5 separate regions of the Homo sapiens genome follow, and all the other regions are linked to region 2. A link is a loop called in an ENCODE intact Hi-C map of the cell type or tissue named here. Cell type or tissue: heart left ventricle. All regions are shown on one strand.

Evidence for each region. A loop is a pair of places that touch in the nucleus more often than their neighbours do. Peaks named below come from ENCODE experiments on the same cell type or tissue, not always from the same donor. Only the 100,000 strongest peaks of a DNase experiment are listed, where the experiment ranks them.
Region 1: a loop joins it to region 2, with 2.8 times the contacts of the local background. A loop is called at or near these places in 16 of 110 quality-filtered maps.
Region 3: a loop joins it to region 2, with 8 times the contacts of the local background. A loop is called at or near these places in 3 of 110 quality-filtered maps.
Region 4: a loop joins it to region 2, with 4 times the contacts of the local background. A loop is called at or near these places in 94 of 110 quality-filtered maps.
Region 5: a loop joins it to region 2, with 3 times the contacts of the local background. A loop is called at or near these places in 39 of 110 quality-filtered maps.

What each region holds. Positions count from the first base shown.
Region 1 is chr12:4,104,946-4,109,945 of GRCh38, reverse strand. LOC124900317 (a long non-coding RNA gene) reads left to right here. Exons shown (of 4, transcript XR_007063173.1): 3 at 1-24; 4 at 1,281-5,000. It also overlaps the pseudogene RPL18P9. Among named protein-coding and RNA genes, the nearest start is that of LINC03141, 96 kb to the right of the region's middle. RefSeq lists enhancers at 2,122-2,181, 2,269-2,563. In heart left ventricle, a CTCF peak has its summit at 2,383 (motif pointing left); no DNase peak of the experiment used is centred here; H3K27ac peaks cover 9 bases.
Region 2 is chr12:3,883,224-3,888,223 of GRCh38, reverse strand. All of the region lies in intron 1 of PARP11-AS1 (PARP11 antisense RNA 1), which reads right to left. Among named protein-coding and RNA genes, the nearest start is that of PARP11, 12 kb to the right of the region's middle. In heart left ventricle, CTCF peaks have their summits at 2,547 (motif pointing left) and 4,869; no DNase peak of the experiment used is centred here; H3K4me3 peaks cover 937 bases; H3K27ac peaks cover 712 bases.
Region 3 is chr12:4,756,317-4,761,316 of GRCh38, reverse strand. It overlaps GALNT8 (polypeptide N-acetylgalactosaminyltransferase 8), which reads right to left. Exons shown (of 11, transcript NM_017417.2): 7 at 174-359. Among named protein-coding and RNA genes, the nearest start is that of GALNT8, 38 kb to the right of the region's middle. RefSeq lists a silencer at 2,880-3,174. In heart left ventricle, a CTCF peak has its summit at 3,015 (motif pointing right); no DNase peak of the experiment used is centred here.
Region 4 is chr12:4,278,836-4,283,835 of GRCh38, reverse strand. It overlaps CCND2 (cyclin D2), which reads right to left. Exons shown (of 5, transcript NM_001759.4): 3 at 4,917-5,000. Among named protein-coding and RNA genes, the nearest start is that of CCND2-AS1, 5.2 kb to the right of the region's middle. RefSeq lists an enhancer at 2,674-3,631 and a silencer at 4,813-5,000. In heart left ventricle, no CTCF peak of the experiment used is centred here; DNase peaks (open chromatin) are centred at 2,875, 3,325 and 4,995; H3K4me3 peaks cover 1,393 bases; H3K27ac peaks cover 2,856 bases.
Region 5 is chr12:4,524,526-4,529,525 of GRCh38, reverse strand. It overlaps FERRY3 (FERRY endosomal RAB5 effector complex subunit 3), which reads left to right. Exons shown (of 14, transcript NM_020374.4): 5 at 3,943-4,042; 6 at 4,151-4,272. Among named protein-coding and RNA genes, the nearest start is that of FERRY3, 11 kb to the left of the region's middle. In heart left ventricle, a CTCF peak has its summit at 2,363 (motif pointing right); no DNase peak of the experiment used is centred here.

The DNA.
Region 1 (5,000 bases), 220 kb before region 2:
GTGCTGGAGGTGCCCAAACTCAAGGTGTGTGCATTGCATGTGAGCAGCAGATCTACAGCCGCATCCTCAAGCCTGGGCAAAACCCTCACCTTTGCCCAGCTGGCCCTGGCCTTCCCAAGGCCTGTGGCTTCAGCCTGCTCTCCCATACTTACAAGGGCCAAGGTGTACAGGCATTTCGGCCAGGCCTGGGGAACCCCACACAGCCACACCAAACCCTATGTCCACCCCAAGGGCCAGCCCCAGCTAAAAAAAAACTAACCCTGGGTCATCCTCTCTTATTTAAATATTTTAGGACCAGAGGCAATGGTTCATTCCAGTAATCTCAGCACTTTGGTATGCTGGGGTGAGAGTATCACTTGAGGTCAGAAGTTTGAGATCAGCCTGGGCAACATAGCAAGACCTCGTCTCTATGTCTCTACTAAAAATTAAAAAAAAAAAAATTGGATGCTGAAAAAAAAAGAAAAATGTCACTTCCCTTCTAGTTTGAAGAAAGTTTCCTGGGTTCTTCAGATTAGGTTATATGCCCCACTATATTTTTTTCATAGCATTTTTTTCACTTCTGTAAAGTAGCCCCTATTATATTAATAGTGATGTGAATTTTTTAAAAAAATTGTTTTTAAAAATTTTTAGTTGCTGTTCCCATTCTCCTCCTCTTCCTCCTTTCTCTCTTCCCCCTTTCTTTCCTCTCTCCTCCTCTGTGCCCTTCTCTTCCTCCTCCTTCTTTCGATAACATCATCTTCTTAGTTCCTAGGACACAGCCTGGCACTCTGTGCATATTTGCTGAATGAGTGTGTGGATCTGTATGCCCTAGGAGTTGGGAGGACCTTTAAGATGATTGAATCCCATGAGTCTCCTTTGCAGCACCCCAGCCAGATGTCCCTAGCCTCTGCTCCAATGCCTCTGTACTGTGAACTTGTAGACTCCCAGGGCAGCCCGTTCTGTCTAAGGAGGCAGCCTCGCGGCATGGTTAAATGCTCAGGGTCATACTGAATATGTTATTTAATTCTTCTCAGCCTGTTTCCTCATCTGTAAAAAGGTGGTCATAGTAATACCCACTCCACAGCAATGTTGCAATTGTCAAATGAAATCAGGCATGTGGAACACAGCGCCTAGCCACAAGGGATGGTTAAATAAATGTGATTTATTGTCATGATGATTATTATTTTACCGTAACCATCATCAGCCTGTCTTCAGATGGTGATGACAGAAGGTGAAGTTGTTCTTACATTGCATAGTGATCAATTTCTCTCTAACTTCTGATTCTCTCTTTGGGTTTGCAGGTTCCACATGACAACCATTGGTGTCAGAGGCCAGTGCCTTGATGAATATGTGTCTTCTCTTCTCTAGTTTACCATGGGACAGATAGCTACTGCACCAGTTTCAGGTCTTCTCACCATCTTGGCCTCTTTCTGAATAACTCCTCTTTTGCGATGTCCCCTTACTGCTCAGGCCATCCTAGGGATGAAGAAAGTACTGGGCCAAAGAGATCCATGGGCATCCGTGTAGGGAGTGCCAAGAAATTAGGATTATCCTGCCTCGGCGCCCAGCCAAGGTTAACAAGCTTTATGGTCTGTTCGGCAAACCTGAGGGGACCCGGTCCTCCATTGTGGGATGGGAGTTGAAGGAAACAGTGTTCAGGTCTGGCCCAAGCCAAAACCCATCTATTGCAACCTACCATTTCTTTTCTGCCTACTTCTTCTATTTACTTTTTCTGTTGTTGTTGAGACCAGGTCTTGCTCTGTTGTCCAGGCTGGAGTGCAGTGGCACAATTATAGCTCACTGCAGCCTCAATCTCCTGGGTTCAAGTGATCCTCCTGCCTCAGCCTCCCGAGTAGCTTGGGACCACAGGCACATGCCACCACACCCAGCTAATTTATTTTCTTTTTGTAGAGACAGGGTCTTGCTATGTTACCCGGGCTGGTCTGGAGCTCCTGGGCTCAAGCGATCCTCCTGCCTTGGCCTCCCAAAGTGTTGGGATTACAGGTGTGAGCCACTGTGTCTGGGCACCTTCTTTTTTTTTTTTTTTTTCTTTTAAAGAAGGCTATTAAGTGTCCAGTGCCTGGAAAGTTCCTTTCTTTCCTGAATTAATATACCAAATTAGTTCCTGCTAAAGTGTTAATGACTAACCCCAGTTTCACTTCTTGTCAGCAATCTGCCCTCCTCCATAAAGGGTTGAATAAATAGGACTTTTAGACATAAGTGACCGAGTCTGTGAGGGAGTAAATTTTGAGCAGGGGGAGCTCTCACGCAGGGCTCTCCAATTTACACTGCGGAGGTAGCTTCCTTTTCCACCTCTGCAATAAGCCAACCAACCCTACAAATATCTGGTAGAAAGAAGGGCTGTTCCAGTGAAGAGTCAATTAGTATGAAGACCGCCATCTACTGGCAGATGATATCTACTGGCCCCATTGGTGCGCTAGATAAGTTTTGTCATTGCAGGGGGTTTCCCGATTGGGTTGCTTGAATGCTGAGAACCAGTCCTCTCCCCCATTCCTTTTGCCTAATTTCCCTTTTACATTATTGCTTTGTTACTTTGATTCCTCAACATATACAGTATTTCACAGAGCCTTTATGCTACAGGGGATCTTTGGAGGGTATAACTGTTGTGTGTCATTAACACTTTAGTATAAATTAACTCAATTGACTACCACTAGTCCAGAAGTTGAGAAATTCCAGTTTGTCCCCTTTTTTCTCCCTTTCTTCCTCTCTTTCTCCTATCACTGAATATAGAAGTCAGGCTCAAAAACACATCTTAGCTCTGGAGAGGAAAGGACTTCAGGACATTTTCATTTACCAGAAGACAGCTGTGGAAGTTTTAAAACGGTATCAGCACACTGGCCTTCCTTACTCCATCAAATCTCATGTGTGCCCTTCTCGGAGTCTCTAAAACAAATGCAACTCCAGGAAGTCTCCCTAGTCTCTGAGATCCCGTATTTCCAGTTCCTTCACCCCTCTAGCTGTCTGCCCCATCTTTTTTAACAAGAAGCGTAAATATCTCCACTGTATTCTTATGCACATTTCATGTGTGGTGCGTCTGTTTCATGTGTGGTCTGTCTGGCCTCTTGTCATGGGCTGTTTACTTCCTGGAGGCACTTTGGTTTTTCTTTCTCAGTATTTCACCATTGCACTAAGTCTAAGTTGTGGCACTGATCACGGTATGTGCTGCCTGCACATTGTGAGATGTTCCGTGGTCAGGGTTCGAGCAGTGGGGAAATGGTGGCTCGGAAGGTCTTGGTGAAGCTCATAACATGTTCTATGTCTCTACACACCTATTTATAGGTGTGGTTTGCAAGGAGGGGGTATTAGAACCACCGTTTACAACCTGGAGTGTGAGTGTCCCTGAAGAGACAGGAAGACTTCCCAGGGGGTATTTGGGCATGAATTGTTTCAAGGCACTCCATTTCCAGATGCTGAATGCCGTATCTGCCCTTCCCTGAACTGATCTAGCAGACAGTGCACCTGCAGCTGGGGGGTCGGGCTGGTTCTCTGGTCCTGCCTGCCCTTTCTCAATAGCGCTTTTCCCACTTTACAAAAGGAAAAAATTCTGTTAACTCTCTCTCATCCCAAATCTTACTTACTATGGTGCATTAGGCCAAGTGTACAAACTTCCATGGCATCCAAAAAAGGACAACTGAAAATATTAATGAAGGCAACATAAATCTCTAAGGTTTTGTGTCTCTCTCTGTCTTATACATACGTCTGTGACGGGCAAAGCATGGAATTAGACACAGGGCAAGATAGGTTGTGTGGTAAGGCAAAAATATGATACCAATATTTGTCTAATGAGTCCCCTCATCCTTCCCCCAAGGATTATCAAAGAACATATTGCCATCATGCAAATCTCATGAAAATAAAATAAGGTTAGTGAAGGTAGGAAGTATTGAGGGTGGTGGCACATTATTTCATCCCGGTGATAAATTCATGGTACAGCTTCATGCTCTATCAATATCTATCTATCTATCTGTCTGTCTGTCTATCTATCTATCATCTATCTATCTATCTAATCTAGTATGTCTACTATCTTAGAATTAGAATGCAGAATGTTTGTCTTGGGGACATATATTAACTCATTGATTTGGCTTGAAAAATGAAAACTGGACGAGCACGGTGACTTATGCCTGTAATCCCAGCATTTTGGGGGGCCGAGGCGGGCAGATCATGAGGTCAAGAGATGAAGACCATCCTGGCCAACATGGTGAAACCCTGTCTCTACTAAAAATACAAAAATTAGCTGGATGTGATTGCTTATGCCTGTAGTCCCAGCTACTCAGGAGGTTGAGGCAGAAGACTCACTTGAACCTGGGAGGCAGAGGTTGCAGTGAGCCGAGATAGTGCCATTGCACTCCAGCCTGGCAACAGAGAGAGACTCCGTCTCAAAAAAAAAGAAAAGAAAAAAAAAATGAAAACTAAGTGTTTTGGTGGGGGACAAAGAATAAGTCTACTCTGGGTGATTAATTTTATGACCCACTTCAACAATTACCTTAAAGTGCCATAAACTGAATGTGCTAAATTTTCAGCTCTTAAAATTTCCACAATAAAAATAAAGTATATGATAATATAAAATCAATGTACAAAAAAGTTTTGGTAAACTTATATTGAAATGAAAGATATTTCAATTTCTCCAACCCTTTTTAAGTATATCAAATTAGAAGGTGTCTTTATGAGAAAGAATAACAAGCATAATTAACAATCATTTAATAAGTCTTGATAAAGTATTTTAGGTGATTTCCCAGAAAAAGAGGACTTAATGACCACAAAGACTAGGTAATAAATATTTGCAAGTCAGATGTTTTCCAATTCTTTGCTTTCAACAATATCAGAAGAGGACCTAATGGAGTTGTCAGCTGATAGATTATTAAAAATAATTCTTGATGATAGAGCAGTATGTTATTTTTGGCTTAGAACTTGGAAAGAGTTCAGAGAGCCAAATCATATTGCTATAATAAAACTCCATCCAAACTTATTTACGTGAACAAGGTTTCCCAGCATTACTTCTATAA
Region 2 (5,000 bases):
TAAGCCAGTCAGCTTGACAATTATCCCTGGCAGAATTCTAGAACAGAATTTTAAAAGGCTATTTACTCCACAAACATTATTATAATAATAGAAAGAAGGGGGAAATAACCCACAATTTCACCACTTTAACCCATCAACTGAACAGATTATTAAATAGACTCTTTGTAAGTCTTTAGAAAAGCAGAGATCACTCAGAGCCAACCCCAAACCTCAGAAACAAAACATGTCTTCATTTATTCCTTTTTTGATAAGGATATTAGATTGGTAGAAAGAAGAGGCATCAAAACCATACTTTCTTTCAGCATGGCCTTTGACAAGAACTTTTATAATTACCTTGCCATAAGACATGAACTGGCTGATAGCCAGTGGGTGCAACCATGGCTAGGGTAGGAATTATACCTACATGGTGCTGATTAGTTCGTAGACCAGCCTGAGGGAAACTATGGTGGCGAGTCATGCAGATTCTGTCTTTTAAATTTCCCTAACAGTAATATTTTTATCTGCCTTAGAGGACATGCTTGTCAGATATTCCTATGACATGGACAAGGAGGGATAGTTGATTTGAAGGATGATGGGCTAATACTAATAATAGTAACAATAAACACTTATTGAGAACTTACTTCGTGCCATGAATTGTGCTAAATATACTTTTTGCACGAAATCATCACATATAAATTGTACCACCCTATGAGAAAAGTAGCAATATTATCTGCATTTTAGAGATAAGAAAGCTGATGTTTTAAGAGATCAAGTCAACTGCCCAAGATGACATAGCTTATGAGGGAGGAACAAACTTTTGGATCCAGGTATGTCTGGCACCAGAGTCTGAATGAAATTACTCTAAGTAATTTTAACAGCCCACAGCTATGAACTGAAATCCTCATGGTATCACAGGGCGTAACGTCTGCATTTTAATTCTAAACGTCAACTGTTTATGTAAGGGCGGGTAGATTTTGCTACATCCACATTAGTGGCTTGGGAGTTTTAGTTGACCGGGGGCTTTAAAGGGAAAACGGTGTGACATAACTGTGCAGAAAATTAACCAAATTTCAGCTGCATTCATAGAAGCATACTACTTAAATCCAGGCAACTAACATAGGCCCACTGGCTGTGAGATCAGAACACACTTTAAGATAAATCAAAGAAAGATATCCAAGATAGAGCTAGAAAAGATGTCATATGAAAAATTACTGCAGAAACGGATGCTGTTTTTGACTGAGAAGGCCCAAATCATCACAAATTTGAGGAGCAGTCATATTACAAAAGAAGGTTATACTGCATTCCTCTAAAAGGAAGAATGGAGATATATGAGCACAAATTATAAAGAGCCATGCTTTGGCTTAATCTAAAGAAGACTATTCTAACCTTAGAACCGTCTAGAGATAGAATGGGCTGCTTCTCCTGAGTGGTCAGTTTGCTGTTACTACAAGATTCTAAACAGACTGGCCAACCACTTGTTCATGTGGAGGAGATTATTGTGGGGGTTAGGAGGAAGACAGATAATAAGTTCCTTTCCCAATAAATTCTCACTTTGGGAGGATGAGGCAGGTGGATCGCTTGAGCCCAGGAGATTGATACTAGCTTGGGTAACACAATGATACCCCATCTCTGCAAAAAATAAAAAATTAGCTGGGCATGGTGATGCACACCTATAGTCCCAGCTACTCGGGAGGCTAAGGCAGGAGGATCACTTGAACACAGACGTTGAGGCTGCAGTGAGCCATGCCACTGCACTCCAGCCTTGGTGATACAACCATACTCTGTCTCAAAAACAAAACAAAACAAAACAAAAGAACAACAACAAAAAAACAACACTAAAACTCAACTTAGGTGTTAGCTTAACAGAACTTGTTTGGTGGTTATAGTTCAAATTGTGAATTATTCCTCAATTGCTTCATCAAATAATCCTCAAATAAGTGCAAACAAGTTAAAACAATCTGCTCTATTATGAAGTAGAAGAGCTCATTTAATTTTAAATGAGGCTGGGCACGGTGCTTTACACCTGTAATCCCAGCACTATGGGAGGCCAGGAGTTTGAGACCGGCCTGGGTAACATAGTGAGACCTTGTCTCTAAGAAAAAAAAAAAAAAAAGATAATTTTATTAAGGCAACTGAATTCATATCAGAATTATTCAACTGGTAAAGACCCCATCCCATATCAGAGTAAGAATTTAAGACATCACTTTTGATGATAGTGTTCAACTAAGTCCCCTGACCACTTATCTCTGGTTTTGACCCTGCGTAGTTAAGGGATTTAGAGTTCTTTTTAAATACTTTATTCCTAAGGATACATTGTACTACTTTAATTCAGTCCTGACCATTTGGTTGATTTAGGGTAAAGCAGCTCAATTAGATTATTGCTACTCCAGAAAGCTGTTCTAAAATGTGCTCAACAAAAGCTGGTCTTGTCCAGAAACAAAATAATTCTCTGGCTTATTAGAACTTTTGTGCTCATGGATTGTTTTGCTTTGTGTTTTGTTTTGTTTCATTTGGTTTTGTTTTAATCAGAAACGTTCTTGCCTGTGTCCCAGCGCCATCTTGTGTTAGAAATGAGCATATTTTCCAATTAGGTGGAAAAAATCCATTTTGGGCGATCTGTGAGGGACCACTACTCCTTTCTGCACCCTAGAATATCTGGATTGGAAGAAACCCCAAAGGTCAAATGTCATCTAGGCAAGACTTCCCCAAGATGCCTGCCAGAGGTAGAGGTTTTTAGTCTAGTCCCCAGAATATGCGTAAATCCAGGAGGCTAGAGCTGGAAGAAATTCTCCTAGAACAAATGAAAATGAAATAGTTGGATGAGAGAGATCAGAAGCAGTTTTTCCTTTCTATTTCCTTTTAGTTTCACTTTCATAGATCTCCTGGTATGTTCAGAAAAGCAAAGACATGTGACTGGAGACCTACGGAAATGCTCTGCCGTAGCTTCGGGAGCAGGAAAGGATCTGAAATGATGACATAAGAAAACGCATAAATACCCTACAATGAAGGGTAGAAGTTAATTTTTTTCAGAGCAATGCTTTTCAATAAGTGGCTGCCAGGCAGATCTTGTTCAACCCTATGTCATAATAAGACTTGTCTTAAAATCATTCCATATTTAATGTATTGGGCTTTGAAGAGAAGGATATATTTCTCTTCCAATTTTAGGATTATTTAAGATTTGAGTTAATGTTAAGAACCTTCTATCGAATAAAAATACTCTAAGTGTGATGCGAGCATTATCCCAAATCCTGAATGTAGATGGAGGGTTTTGGATTTGTTCATAGCTAACATCCCTTTCCTGCTCTGAGAGTTTCTTACTCTGTGATTTGGGGCCACGCACAAGGTCAACAGCAAGTGCCTTTGTGTCAAGTTATCCTGGCCCAAAGGGCGCAGGGGTTGGCAGGGTAAGAGTCTCCTTGTCGTTTAGCTGCACAGTTGACTCAAAGCGAGTGATCTGCACCAGATTTCTAATCACTCATGATTCTCAGCTGCTTCTTGCCTCTTGTGTCCTTTGGATGGTTTGTAAATTCACTTCATAGTCTCCCTCAGTAGATGAAAAATTCCACAAAGACAGGGACTGTATCTTTTGCTTCCTACATCTCTGGGCATCTTGGTGCTGATGAATCTGAGCCCAGAATCTGATTTGTGTCAGTATGACACCAAATCATGGACTTTGAGAGATGGCAGCAACCTTGGAGATCACCTGGTTCAATCATCTCATTTTTTAGTTGGGAAACTGAGGCCCCAAAATGGGATGTTATGCACAATATCACATAATATAGCGGTACTGAGCTTGGATCAGTTCCTGAGTCTCCTGTTTTAGCCACTGACAGTGTATCTCAATCTCTCTGTCTCCACAACTGGCAGAGGACATACACTGTTCCCACTCCAGCTTAAAGCAGCTAACCACACACAAGAACCTACTTCAAACCCAGGAGGTGGAGGTTGCAGTGAGCCGAGATCACGCCATTGCACTCCAGCCTGGGTGACAGAGGGAGGCTCTGTCTCAAAAATTTTTAAAAAGCCCTATGTAAGTGAATATTGCCTTCTGCTTCATAATATACACATTTGCTTTAACATTAAAAATAATGTTAGAAGCTGGGAGCGGTGGCTCACGCCTCTAATCCCAGCACTTTGGGAGGCTGAGGCGGGTGGATCACGAGATCAGGAGATCGAAGCCATCCTGGCTAACACAGTGAAACCCCGTCTCTACTAAAAATACAAAAAAGTTAGCCAGGCATGGTGGCGGGTGCCTGTAGTCCCAGCTACTCGGGAGGCTGAGGCAGAAGAATGGCGTGAACCCGGGAGGTGGAGGTTGCAGTGAGCCGAGCCGAGATCGGGCCACTGCACTCCAGCCTGGGCGACAGAGCGAGACTCCATCTCAAAAAAAGAAAAAAAAAAAAAGTTAGATTTTTTTTTTCTAATAAGGAAAATTGGTACTGAAGATCTAATGGTAAAGAGTCATTTATTTTCCTTGGCATACTGCTGTAATCCCTGGAGTTAAAACAAAGTTGTAATGTTGGATGGAGTGCTTGGGGTTCTGGAATGGTGATCCTCTTTCTGAGTATGGTTCTGTGCCCCCTGAAGGTATGTGAGGGAGGACGGAAGTCAGGCAGGGAGGTCAACAGGGGAGGTAAAAGCCAAGATCTTGACATTTACAAAAATTATGTAATTGTTTTAACAGCTTTGTTGAGGTGTAATTCACGTATAACTCATCCATTTAAAGTTCAATGGCTTTACATTTCAATGGTTTTCAGCATAAAAGTGCTGTGTCTTGAGAAAACAGGACAGAGATCTTGAGAAGCTGGAGCTGGTGATGGTTGTGTTAAAACACACCCCTCCACACAGTGCCTTTTGGAGTATAAGAAATAGTGACACCTAGCTTTTAACTCAGTGTATGCCCTGTCCTGCCTCTTAGTTATCTGTAGGGCGTTATTAAACCAGAGAAGCACCACCCCTACTCCCTCACAAACTGAACTGAAGTTCTATCCATAGACATTTGCTTTATTTGCTGGGCAGAA
Region 3 (5,000 bases), 870 kb before region 2:
ATGCAGTACTGTACTGTTACATAAATGTTAAGAGCCATTATTATCACACCATCAGGACCTTACCCTAATTCTTTAGGGCTGCGATGGCACTTTTGCTTTATCCCTCCCCATTACATAACCGCCACCTCCTCCTCTTTCATTCTTCCGTGCTGCTGTTCAATTCCATGACTCACCTGGAGAGGTATGTTCCAGGCCAAGTAGACCATGTGTTTGTGCTCATCCATCCAGATTTCGGCCACTCGCAGAGCATTGCGCTTCAAGGCAGCGGTGAGATCCAAGGCGTAGGGCTTGTGGTGTCTCTCTAGGTGGGCAATCCGGGAACAGGGCAAAATCTCGACCTTCCCTCCACACTGCCACACCTGCAGAAGAAGACCAAAAAATCACCCGTGCTTCACAGCCAATGAATTGCATAGCTTATTGACACAAGAAGACTACATTTTAGAGCCGTTTTTAAAGAATGTAAGCTCAGTCCTCCCACTCCTGCCTTTATATTGCCTCCTCTAACTTTCTTATCTAAATCATCTTTCCTTAGAAGTCTACTGAACTGCTTCTCTTCTGTCATTCAAACAACTCCTGAATCATACTTCTTTCAGGAAGTCCTCCTACATGGACCAAAGGAGGGGCTGCCTCTGCTCCCTTATCCCCAAGGAAAGTGCCCATGTCCTGAGAGGCACCATGCCCTGAGCCACTCTCACTGCACTAAGTTCCTCATGCCCCTTCTCTGCCTGCATGCTAGACAAAGGGCAATGTGGCAGACAGACGCCAAAGTGACCCCATGATCCCTCCTCCTGGTGTCTACAGCCTTGCCTGATCCCCTCCCCTTGAGTGTGGGCCTGTGACCTGCTTCTAACCAACAGAATATGGCAAGGATGGCAGGATGTGCTTGATTACATGGATCATGAATACACTGCATAAGATTGGAGGGTCCATTTTGCCAAGAGATGCTCTCTTTTGTTGGCTTTGAAGAAGGAAGCTGCCATGCTGTCAGCTAACACATAAAAAGGGAAGACATTAAGAGTGGCTTCCAACTGATACCCAGCATAAAACTGAATGCTTCCTCAGCCTGGAAGACTTCAAGGAACTGAATGCTGCCAACAATAATGTGAGCTTGAAAGCAGATCTTTCCCCAGTGGAGCCCAGATGAGAACCCAACTCTGGCTGACACCTTGATGGCAGCCTTACAGAAGACCCAGCTAAACTGTGCATGGACCTCTGACCCGCAGAAACTGTGAAATAATGAATGCATCTTGCTTTAAAACACTAAGCTGGTGATAACATCGTTATACAGCAATAGATAACTAATTTGCATAACTTGACCAAATGCCTTATGACCCAATTACAAATACTCATTTTTACCATCCTGATGGGTACAAAACATACTAATCAAAACACACATTCTAATATTGAGCTTAGAAAATATTATGTTCATCTCAGTAGCTAATAGGACTATTTAATCATATTGGATCGACGTGATGTCTCCTGTGTCTTCTCTTCACGGTTGCCTAAGTGAGATGCAGTTTCTGGAAGGTAATTAGCCCATAGCAGTGGCTAGCAACCTACCACGCTCATGCCAATGGGAGCACCTGAGATAACAGTGTGTAGCTTAGGCCACGGCGGTTCAGTTAACTTATCAAGAGTGTCCAACTGAGTAGTCAGTCTCATTATCTGACTTTCAAATTGTTTTCATCCTTTTCTTCACTTCTTAAAACCCTAGATTCCCCTTCCTTTGCACCCTATTTGCCAGAACAATGGACTAAAAAAAAAAGAAAAAAAAGCAAGGCTTTGAAATCAGACTGACCTATGTTCAAATTCTGGTTCCATCATTGCACACCTGGCAGCTAGAGTGTTTTGCCTCTAGCTGCCAGGTGTGCAATGATGGAATAAGTTGACCCTCAACTTATTCATCTGCTATAAGGGCACAGCCACTATTTGGGTTTTCACTGGGATTAAATGATGTAACAAGGAATCAGTTATGGCAGCCTCTGAGATAACCTGAAGTGCACATTTTCTTTCATTATCCTTCTCTGGCTCTCCTCATTGGCCCCCAGAATCATGTGGAGGTTACATCCAGCTTGCACTCAGATATTATTATTCTCTCTAGCCAAACATTCAAAAATCCAAATATTACCTTACTCCAATTTTCCTAGCTGATGGAGGTTTTCAACTCACGTGAATTCAGGGAGAAAAATTAACTGTTATCATAAGAAATCTTAAATTCAAGTTAAAAGTCAAGATTGCTGAGGCCAGGTGTGGTGGTTCATGCCTGTAATCCCAGCAATTTGGGAGGCCGAGGCAGGCAGATCACTTGAGGTCAGGAATTTGAGACCAGCCTGGCCAACATGGTGAAACCCTGTCTCTACTACAAATACAAAAATTAGCCTGGTGTGGTGGTGCACACCTGTAATTCCAGCTACTCAGGAGCTGAGGCAGGAGAATCACTTGAACCTGGGAGGTGGAGGTTGCAATGAGCCTAGATTGCGCCACTGCACGCCAGCCTGGGAAACAGAGCAAGACTCTGTCTCAAAAGAAAAAAAAAAAAAGATTGCCGTTTATGAAGTAATGCCCATAATTAGCTTTGCCCAAAAGTTTTCAAACTCTGCTCTCCAAATTTATTCCCACTTGCCAAATTCCTTCCATCATCTCTCTCTCTCTCTCTCTCTCTCTCTCTCTCTCTCTCTCACACACACACACACACACACACACACACACAGAGACATTAAGCTTCTGCTGATAATAATATATTACTTTGTGCCATATGCTGTCCTAACACTTTGCATAAATTTAGTCCTCACCATACAGGTATCTCCCTTTAAGTAACCTGCCCATGTTTACCAGCTAGTAAATGACAGAGCTGCATTGTGAGCCCAGGAAGTTACATGTTCAGTTCTGGCACAGTGTGTGAAATATACAAGGTGCTCAACAAATGCTGTTTTTTCTTTCCTACCCATCATCTCCCTTCTTAACCTTTCCTACCCATCATCTCCATTTACACACATTGATGAGCACCATCCCTGTCATGGCCACTAGATGTCAGAATAAAGCACTCCATGCAGCTCTGATGTTCAAGATCTGCTACTGGAGAAAAATCCTAATAAGTACTTAGATGTTTTAAAAGGCAAATAGTCTCACACAAACCAAGAAGCTGGATATGGGCAGAACTGCTTGATCCAAAAAAAAAGGAAAAGGATGACCCTATATTTTAAGCAAAGTCCATTTTAAAAATCACAAAATATTAAAAGAAAGAATGTCTTGTAGAAACTGAAATGGCAGTGTTCTGTGTGTGTTTGGGAGAATGAAAACAGAGAGACTCAGCCTAGGTGCAGAAGGAGAGAACAAAGCATCAGGAACTCAGAAATAATGAGGGCTTTGGGTCTTAAGTTGAAGAATTGGGGAATTCACCTAAAGCTCTGGTAGGTAAGAAAACCTAGCCACAGTGTAACTAGGGTCATCCTCAAGACTTTGCTAAGTACCGTAAATAAAGTTATTATTTTTGCATTTATATTTTTTGTGTTAGACAGTACCTGTACTCCCAGTGTCTATTCTGATTCTGCTCTATATCTACAGTGATAGAAGAAACATCTGGGCACATAACCCAGTAACTAAAATCTATATTTCCCAGACTCCTTTGCACACAGGTGTGGCCATGTAACTAGGTAATGGCCAACAGAATGTGAAAAGAAATAATATACACAACTTTCAGGTAGTGCTCTTAAAAAGAAAGAGCTTGCTCTCTCTCTTTCCCCCTTTTATCTTCCTACTGGCTAGAATACAAATATGGTGTTGAGTGTGGCAGGACCACCAAATAAAAGTCTTGGCCCCTATCACCCTAGAGCTGCCATATCAATCCTGAACTGCTTATGTTCAAACTGTTATAGGAAAGAGAAATTAATTTCTATCATGTTGAAGCTTCTGTTATTTTAGCCTCTGTCAGAGAAGCTGAATGAGCATTCTAATTAATATCTTTATAAAATTATATCAAATTCATTATTACATTGTGACTGTACCATCATTCTTATGAGGTACATTAAACAAAATGCTTCTCTTCATTTCACAAATGGGAAAACTGATCAGACCACTGCATTTGTCTGTTTTCACACTGCCATAGAGAACTGCCTGAGACTGGGTAACTTATAGGAAAGAGGTTTCATTGACTCACAATTCAGCATGGCTAGGGAAGCCTCAGGAAAATTACAATCATGGCAGAAGGCAAAGGGGAAGCAAGGCACCTTCTTCACAAGGCAGCAGGAAGGAGAATGAACGCAGGAGGAACTACCAAACACTTATAAAACCATCAGATCTTGTGAAAACTCACTCACTATCAGGAGAACCACCTGGGGAAAACCCCCCCGACATGATCCAATGACCTCCACCTGGTCTCTCCTTTGACACATGGGGATTATGGGGATTATAATTTAAGATGAGATATGAGTGCGGACACAAAGCCTAACCACATCAACCACCATCCAAAAAAGGTTAGTTTTCTCTGCCAAAGAATGATTATGGCTTAAGGTATAACCCAGAAAAGACTCAAAATTCATTTGTTAACATTAAATGTGGAGTCCTGAGTGGGTCCTTACTGGGTACAGTACATGGCTATGGGGTCATCAGTTTCAGTTAGAAAGAAATTAAAGACAGTGGAATGAAATAAACTCTAGATGGGAAATTACTTTGTTCCTCCAGACACCACAGTGGATCAGAGATCACCTTGTCACAAGCACAGAATTTCAGGGCTTGGAGGGGGAAAAAAGGTCATCTTATAGAAGCTTAGTCCACAGTGACTTAGCAGAGACAGCATTACAACTCAGGGTCAGTGTTTGTTACAATGCCACCCTGACATTCTTATTATTGTCATTTTTACCGTTAAACATTTATTGAGTGTAAACCATATGTCACTCACCATACTAGGTGCTTAATGCAGCAGGTATGGCTTAGAGGGCTTGTATGTTGCACAAAAACTCTTAAGAGGCAAAGCAGGATTTTGACTTAAGTCTGTCTGTCTC
Region 4 (5,000 bases), 400 kb before region 2:
GAAGTTGGCAACTCTAACCCAGCACATTCCACAATTCATTGAGATGCAGTTCACCCGAGCCAAGGAACGATGCCCAGATAACCAGGAACACCCGACATTCCCGCCTCCCTCCTGGCAAAATGGTGGAGGCAAAGGACACACCTTAGGGGAATCCCAGCTGGACCCACAGGCGCCAGGGGCAGCTCTGCTGTGGGCTGCATGCTTGCTTATGACGGCGGTGATGATGGTGAGGTATTAATAAAAAGGAGCTTGAAATTCATCTGTTTCAAACATCTCCTTTTACAGGTGAATCAATGAAGTCTTGGGAGATGAAGTGATCTGGCTGATGTCACTCACTGTGAGTGTTGGGCCTGGGATCCGGATGAGACTTTGAGACTCTGGATGCAGAGCTCTTCGTAACTTACTGGAAGCTGACCAGCTCCTCAAAGTCACCTCCCATATACCACTCAGGAGGACAGGGCAGCCTTTCACGTCGGAAGTGGGAGAAGAGCCCCAAAGGTGGCGCTCTGGCTCAGGAATCAAAGGAATTGGGTCCCAGCCGCAGCCCCGGCACCAGCAAGCACAAAAGGCTTATCCTCCCAAGGATGCCCTGGGAGCCTCTGGGGGTCCCGCTGGGCTCCCTCACCTGGGCATGGGCCCTGAGAAGTGCTCCATTTCATCAACTTGGTATCTGCACTTCTTGGTAGGATTTTACCAAATAAAGAGTTCAGAGCTAAGTAAGTTTAAAACCACGGAATACATGGTCCTGCCCAGTACATTTAGCACCCATCATTTTGGCTATGGTGGCCGAGGTCTTGGGGTGCAGGGGTGATGGCTTTGCTTCTGTTCACCAATAGGGGGAGAGAGATACGCACTCTGACGCTGAAGAAGAAAGGGAAGGCCAGGTCAGGCTTTCCCCATCTCTCTTCTCCAACCTGCAGTCAGGTGGAAGTTCAAAGGGCCAGAACCAGAGTGTTCACAGGCCAGGGACGTCACTGGGCACGCACCTCATCTGCCACCCCCATAAGAGGACCAGCATACCCTGTCCTTGTGGGGCAGGGCTGCCATGGCAAGGGAATGCCCATGCAACTGCAAGGCCTGCTGGGAGGAGCTGGGGAGGGGGCTGGTTGGAGGGCGATGAGCAGCCTGCTACCCATTCATCTTACAGCCAGAGGGAAGAGCGATGGCAAGCACCACACTGCCTGGCTGCTTGTCCCCACAGGGCATGCTAACGACTCCCCCTCAGTCCCATGACCTCGCGGCTTCAGGGGTAGCTCAGAGACTTGCAGATGGAAAGACGGGTTTCCATTCTTCCTTCCCAGCACCCATCAAGGCGAAATCTCCCACTCTAGATCAAGGGCCAAGTCATCGAACTTCTCTGGGCCACCACTGTCTCCCTCTCACTTGGCGATGGAATCTGAGGGAACACCTGTAGGTAAAGCCAGGGAAGGGGCTAGGACAGCACAATGGGTTCTAGTCAACAATGGGGCTCTGGCCTTGGCGTGGGGAGGCCTGGGGGTGGCTACCGTGTGTGGCACAAATACCAAGGTGCAGCATCTTAGGGTGGGCTTCTAGTGAAGAAAGAGGGGATGTGGGTGCCTGGAGAGGGAGGGTGAGCACCTCCCCCTACCCGGTGCCAGGTGTAAACTCAATGCCATTGGCTCTGCTAGACTAACTGGAATCATCCACCGAGCATGGTATCACATCTCAACAATCTCCCAGTGCCAGAGTGCGAACCCAGGTCATCTCCAATGGCCTTCTTTCCTCGCTTGCAGACCTGGGTGTTCTATCAGCAGAGCGGCAACCAGGGAAGCTATGGCTCAGTTCTGCTTCCCCAGTTTTGGAAACTCCAGGAACAGGAATGCTAGGAGCTGTAGTCAGGAAGATCCCCCGCCCAACCCACCCATGCCTGCACTGCCCAGGACCTGCTGCAGAGGGATACCAGCAGCTTGCGGCCCTTGCTCTTCCAGAAGCCATTTTAGGCTGAGCAGGGAAGGAAGGAGGGCTCCTCTCCGCCTTGCCACCATCTTAATCCAGAGCCCCATAAAGCAAGACCGCCACTTCGCCACACTTACGCGGCCCCTCTATGTTCTCCTGCTCTCCCTTCCCCTTTCACACACAAATACGCTCCCCACACACTGCAGAACCACTGCCAGCTCTTTCACAACCAGCTTTTCCCATCAAATAGCTGCACGGCCTGAGGGTTGGCGGCCATCTCTCGGGACCCCCACCCTCCACCCACTGTGGACCTCCGAGACCCTGGCCGCAGGTGTTTCATCAGCTCCAGGACGGAACATCCAGGACTGCGAGAAAAGGAGGGAAGTGTGCGATTTGAGGAGCAGGTGAGGGCAACAGCTCGGGTTGGGGAATCTGCATCTCCTACCTCTGCCTCTCAGTCACTCTGTGCCCGCTACTGGCCAGAGTCCTGGGTCCTTGCCCATTCATCACACCCTGGCCCCACAATGCACAATCGCCTCTCCATGGAAGGTGTTTCCTTCAAGAAAAGCGGCCTTCGGTGTTTGTACTGTGAGGCCGACTGTTGTAAAACTCCACGCAGCCAGGATTCTATGTGACTCAGTCAGTTGCACAAACCCAAGTGCAGATGAGGGAAAGCAACTTCTTTCGATACAGGCCCCTCCTTTCCAGACCCAGGAAACTGCCGAGGACCTACCTGTGCTCTGCCCTGTCAACGCCTGAGGCTTAGTGCCTAGCACACCATTTTCATGTGGTTTGGGGGTGTCCTTTCCTAGTCCCTGACCAAAGCTAGTTCAAGGCCCCCAAAACACAGTCTTTATAACTGCCTCTGTATCCCTCTGGGCCTCTGTCCTCAGTCTCTGAATCCCAGGCTCCCTACTCTGGCCCCGGAGCTGGCAGCCAGCCCAAAGATCTGGGCAAGAAGGCCACGGGTGGGGGATGGGATCCCCGGTTTTCGAGAATGGGTCTAGACGGAATCTGGGGATCTGCCCACACCCCGGTAACTCCACCCAGCACCCCTACCCCAATCAGAGATCAGAGAGGAGGAAGGGGCAGTTAGACCCCAAAAGATCTGTTAGTCAAGAGACAGTGTTGAGCAGAGCTCTGGCTATCAACAGCTGGGCAGTGGGGGAGTTTAGGGTCGGGGGTCAGCTGTCCTTGGGCCAGAGAGAAAGAACTGGCTGACCCCTCCCCCACAGTGAATCATGATGAGAGAGGAAGGAGACAGCCGAGCCTGGGAGACAAAATGACAGGTCACTGGAGGACTGACCTCTCGGGCCCGGGCCAGACAGCAGAAGGGAAGGAAGCCAGAGTGACCACTATCCAAAAGGCAGCAGGGGTCCACAGGGGTCCTAAGAACCGCCCCCAGGGCTGCAGGAAGGATAACGGACTCTCCCACCAAGGGGCACAGGGCGCATGTGCACGCCATGAGGCCTGGCCTGCATCCAGGAGAACAGGACTACAGAAAACCAGCAAGGGGAAACCTGTGCCCTAGATGAACAGGCAGGGGGCCGGGAGGACTCCACACTCAAGCCTGCAAGTGCAGAACACACAGGTCCTGCTAGAAACACGTAAGGGCAGCCAGAAAAGGAAAGCCATCATATCCACTTTAGTCGGAACAGTTAAAATCAGGGTGAAAATCGGAGATGGTAGCATTTTCACAATTAGTGAAGGTCCAACCTACACTTCGGTTTACAAAGCACGTCCACGTGCATCACCTCTTTCTGATTTTAATTTTCCTAGCTGCTCTGAAAAGGCTGTAGGATGATGTATCAATAGGCTTGTTTTGGAGATGAAGAAGCTCGGGTTCAGAGAGGTTAAGCAGCCAATTAAAGGTCACTCACTGATATGCAGCAAAGCCTGACTTTTTGACTGTGAGCACAGGGCATATGCACTACATCGTACGTTATATAATCATCCGTTCCGTAGAACTCACCAGTAACATGTAACAACATCCTGAAAAAAGTTACCACGTGAGTCCACCTAGCGATTTAACTACTCTTGGCAAATTTGAGGTGAAGCACACCGAAAGGTCTTCCCAAGTGATCAGCTTTTTACCTAAGGTTTCTGATTGTCAAAACATGAACTCCTGACATCTCTCCCTTGGATGAGTAAGGTTCCAGGGTCTCTGCCATGGCCACTACCAAGAAAAAAAAAAACAAAAAACCAGTAGACACTGGCCAAGGCTGTTTAATAAGACAACAGCAAACCACTGCCTTTGGTTTATTAGGAAACTACAAAACAAATGGGCCAGTAGGAATGATGTATCAATTGTGGGATCCACGTGGTAGGCGGAATTGCAACGTTAAAGGCTGCGGCCAAAATCAAAACACCTCCACATGAACTGAGGGCATCAGAACCCAGCGCTCAGAAAGTAAAGCCTCACCGAAAGCCAACCAGGTTCCCTCCCGCGCCCAGTGGGGCAAACAGCTAGAGAAGCAAACAGCTAGAAGGCCATAAATGCCCTACAGTAAAAAAAAAAAAAAAAGAATTTCTTTGGTCTCCCTTACCACTAATCAAGGCAGGCAGCATATTTATCTTGACGTTGTTCCTTTAACCTGTATTTGCCCCCATCCCCCTCGAGATTTCCTCTTGGGCTTATCTCCAAGCCATCCTTTTCCTTAAAAGATTAAAGATTTGAACACAACCAGTGAGCAGTATATGTAATCTTCAAAGAGCACTTTAGCCATCATAAAGAATATTTTAACAGGCACTAATTTTTTTTGCCTTAACCACACCTGTCCTCATAAACCATTTATGAGTTTAGCAGAGAAAGCGAATATATAAAGCTCAGATAAAGAAAAAGCAACCCAGGAATGAAACTTCAGACTTTAGACTACTCAAGACCACCCCTCCTCCAAACTCCTGAACTAAAATGAAAGTTCCTACGGCCTTTTGCCTCTCCCCGGACATCTCCCAAAAGAGCTCCCCCATCTCCCTCCCCGGCTCAAGCCTCATCTTACCGGTGGCACACAGAGCAATGAAGGTCTGAGCATGCTTGCGGATCAGAGACAGCTTCTCCCGCTGCTGGGGCAGCTTGCGCAAGA
Region 5 (5,000 bases), 640 kb before region 2:
CCCTACTATTATTTCCATTTTACAGATGAAGAAGTTTTTGCTTAAATAAGTAACTTGTCCAAGGGCATGCTGGAATTTGAAACCAGGAAACCTGACTTCAGAACTGTTAACCACTGTACCATTCTGTCTCCCTATTCAGAACCTCTGTATTGCCCTGCTCTAACTATGACCATGGCTCTTTCAGTTCATTTTGTACGCTCAAGTACCTTAGAAAAAAATAATAACACTAGTATTGTTCCAAGAAATTGTAATTAGATTTGAATTCCTGCTGTATGGATTACTTAACACAGTATACAAACAATGCTTTTATTATTTATCTTTTCTTCAGAGTATGTAAAAAACTTCTAGCATTATTTATTTTAAAGTAATAAGTGGCTTCCCTGACTGCTTTCTAGTAACTCTATATAAATTGTGATAGGAATTCAGGATGTGTCCTTCTAGATAATCCATTGTAATTTAGCAGAATCTAATAATATTTATTATCTTAAAAACACTTATTTAAGACATTGGGTGTATATGCCATTAAGATAATAGTTTTAGTGTTGCTTTGATTGTGAGAGTATATTAGGACTAAATCACTTTTGTTTGTGTGTGTGTGTGTGTGTGTGTGTGTGTGTGTGTGTGTGTGTAACTGATTTAATAGTCCCAAAGGAGTAAATTTAAAAAGATGTGCTGGTTTGTTCCTGGTTCTCATTAGCTTCCCATTAGAATACAGTAAGGCTAGCAAGATGAGAATAATCTTTGGAGCATTGTCATGGTTAAGAAAATTTTAAGTACAGAAAAATAATAAGGAAATGTATTTAATAATTGTTCCTGAGGGATACTCTCTTCTGTGTACTAAATTAGCATATTTATTATATTGCATAGATTTGTAAATTTTCATAACAATTGTACTCCTCTGGACCACTTATTCTCATACTTTGTAAAATATTAGAATGATCTCTTTGTCAAAAAGAACATGCTGTTTTGAGATATTTGTCACTGTTTATAGGTTTGGTTTGTTGACCAGCTGTATTGGGGCAGTTTATTCCTTTTTGATGAGATACCTGCAGTGAGTGGTTGCCACTAGGTATATAGTTGAAACATATTTCCCTGGGGAAGACAAAATTTTTTTCTAGTTCTTTATTATGTAGCCCATAAAATTGTGAATATAGTTTAAAAAGAAGAACAAAATATAGAATTAGGTTTTTAAAAATACGTAAAAGTAGAATTACCTAATACTAATTAATTACTTTCTGTTGAACTTCATTTGTTTGATTTTTCCTCCTAGGCCTTCAAATAATATAACCTTCAAGTCATCCTGAATCTGTTATTAGCCGTCAGGTTTTCTGTGACTATACTCATTCTGCCTCTTTGGGTATATTGATAAATTCCCATTTTGGCTCCCTATACTTCCATTCCTAGTACTTTCATTGAGCTGTTGAGTGACTCTAACTTGCAGCATAGTTTGCTGCCTCTACCCCCTAGAAAACTATATATCTAGCCATTAATAGTCTATAATGCTTCCTTATTCTAAATCTGAAGATTTGTGTTCTACATGATTCTTCATCTTTTGGGAAGTTCAATTAACGTGCTAATTACCTGCATTTACTGGTATTCATACTTTTTTTTTTCATGGAATAGTTTTTTAGTAGAGGTTTGTTTTGACTTATTTTATTGTTTGAAATCATATTTGGCCATATTTCTTGATGGGGTTTGGCCTTCTTTTTTCTTTCTAAACATATAAATAATACTTGAATTCATCTAGTTTTAAAAGTTTTGTAATTTATTTTTAACCTGTCCAAACCGCTAGCTTGAAAAAGAAAAATAAGCTGTATTCCTCTGGTAGGTAATATTTATTGCAAAGGTGAACAGTATGACTTAAGGTAAGTTGAAATTCACTAGTGTCTGTGGAGGTTGACCCGAAATTTTGGTGCTTAATTTATTTATCCATTTCATGAGCAGAAGTGACACATTTTCTTATTTCATTTTAATGCCATTGTACATCTTTAAAAGACAGTTTCTCGGCACAGCATCAATAATACAAGTTATAATGATTTTTTTTCTTAAAGTATCTTCAAGATAATATATAGGTTGCCAGAGTTGTCACATCTCACATACTGAGCCAGGCTATATTTAGTATTTCATCTGAGACGTAATAAAATTTTCTTCTATCTTAATCATAGAAAAAATATATTGTATCATCAACTATATGATTAGCTAGTTGCCTTTTGGACATATTTAGGATGAAATAAATGTTCATGAAATTTTATTTGTTGAATTTCTGTCTGTCTTTTTCTTCACAAGAGATGTGCTCTTTTTTTAAGCAAACCAGATTCTAGATATTTCTTTAAACTTTAAAAATGGCAATGATACCTTTTATCCACTAGAGGGAACATGTGTAATGTAAAATAGTAATATATATTTATATCTGTTTGTATTTATAAATGGTTAGCAGTTATTTCTGTTTCTAAATAAGAATCTCACTTGCAAGCATAATTTTCATTTGACCCATAATAGTTATTAAAAGTTAATGGAGTCATCTGCCTTAGAACTAAGTGGGATTTAAGTGATATTGAATATTTACTACCAGAAGGTATATATAGAAATGTATATATGTGTAACTTGCTTGAATTTAATTTATCATATATATATATCTTAATCAGTGTTATAAATAAGTATAAATTCACCCTTTTTTTTTTTTTGAGATGGAGTCTTGCTCTGTTGCCCAGGCTGAAGTACAGTGACACGATCTCAGCTCACTGCAACCTCAGTCTCCTGGGTTCAAGCAATTCTCCTACCTCAGCCTCCCAAGTAGCTGGGATTACAGGCGCCCGCTACCATGCCCAGCTAATTTTTGCATTTTTAGTAGAGATGGAGTTTCATCACGTTGGCCAGGCTGGTCTTGAACTCCTGACCTCAGGTGATCCGCCCACCTCGGCCTCCCAAAGTGCTGGGAGTACAGGCATGAGCCATCGCGCCTGGCCAAAAATTCACTCTTAAGAGCAATTTACCTGAATTAACTAGGATGATAAAATCCTCTTAGTTTATATCTGTGTTTTGTTCTTTCCCAGTTTGTTAGAAATTTGTTTTAGAACAAACTTTTTGCATACATTTGTATTAGAAGATAATCTTTAATTTCAATTTTTTAAGTGAACTTATTTATTAAAATATAACATACACACAGAAAAGGCAACAAACTGTGGGTGTACAGCTCATTAAACTTTCACAAATTAAGCACGACCATGTAACCATTGCCCAGATCAAGAAATAGAATATTTCCAGCATTACAGAGTCCTCTTTCATGCCCTTCTAGTCCTTTACCCTTTCCCTCATAAATAACCATTATCTGTACTTCTAACACCATTGGTTAATTTTTCCTGTAGGAAAAACCATTTTTAATTTTTGCACATTATTTCTTTGGATAAATGCAGAAGGTGTGACTAACATCTTCAGACTGTATTTTACGTCTCTCTGTAAATTTTATGACTTAATAGTAATTTGACTCAGGATCTAATTGTCTGCTTCTGGATATAATGTAAACTAACTTTCAGAGGTTGAAGTCACTTTAGTTCATATACAAATAGAAAATCCATTTAAGCTGAAATTGCAGAGCCTCTTCTTTGAGGAAATTTGCAGGTGAAAAGGGGTCCAGAGTTTTTAACATTAGCCATGGTAATTGAAAGGTAACTTAGATTTTGACTGCATTCGTCTGTGCAATACATTTAGATGAAAATTTAGCTGCACAAATGATGTTGATATTATATGACACTATCATCGTTATTGGCTAGTCTCCATTTCCAAGGATTCTAAAGTACTTTCCAGTTACAATTCTCATTCCTGGACACATTTCTATAAAATAAATTTTTTATTTTCACTTTATAGAGATTGTTTGATGAATCTGAAGGATCATATACCTTGAAAGTTTGATGAATATCCCTGATTTGTTTATTTGTGTTTTAGACAAGGTATTGAAATGGAAAAAGTCATGCAGGAATTGGGAAAATCACTGACAGATCAAGATGTAAATTCACTGGCTGCTCAGCATTTTGAATCCCAGCAAGTAAGTGAAATACAGTGACTTTTAGGTATGCAGTTGCATTTTCTTTTGTTTTTTTGTTTGTTTGTTTTTGTTAAAAAAATTAACCAGTTGGTATACTGTTTCTTTTAGGACCTAGAAAATAAATGGTCGAATGAATTAAAACAATCAACTGCCATCCAAAAACAAGAGTATCAAGAATGGGTAATAAAACTTCACCAAGACCTAAAAAACCCCAACAACAGCTCCCTTAGGTATTAACTATGTATTGTTCTTATTCATATAGTAGTCCATTGTTAGTAATGTTTATATTTACTACAAAGTTAAACCTTTTAGCTGTATGTCTTTTTAATTTGCTAGTGAAAGTTCAAGACAATTTTATGCTGTGCTTTTACCACCTTTTGCATTATAGGCTTTATGTGGATTATTTGGGGGGCAATGGTTATTGGTTAGTTTGAAATAGAACTTTAGTTTTATGTTCTAGATACATACACCTAAATACTTAAATACTATCTTTATTTCTTTAGTTTCCACTCCATGCAGTAAACATTGGTTGAATGCCAAACACTCTCTAAGCAGAAAAACAAACAAAAAAAACCCCTGCCTATATGGAGCTTATATTCTAGAAAGAGAGACTGATCTATAAATAAAATAATACTGCATAGAGTGGTATGTGCAGTAACAGAAGCATGTAGAAGGTACAGAAATAGCATGGAGGATTTCTCATAAATTATAACTTGTATGGCATCTCTTGGCCTAGATAAATTGTATTTCACATATTCCCTTAGAGCTTGACCATACCTATGTTATTTCCTGGCTATGTATCTGTTATGTTTGAGAATTAATATTTTTCAAATCCTAAAGTATATTCAGTTGGAAATATACTGAGTACGGTATAATAATCCTATTTCCAGCATATGCCAGTGTATGCTATAAATATTTTTAAATAGCATTTTATTTGTATAATGTCAGTCTCATGTCT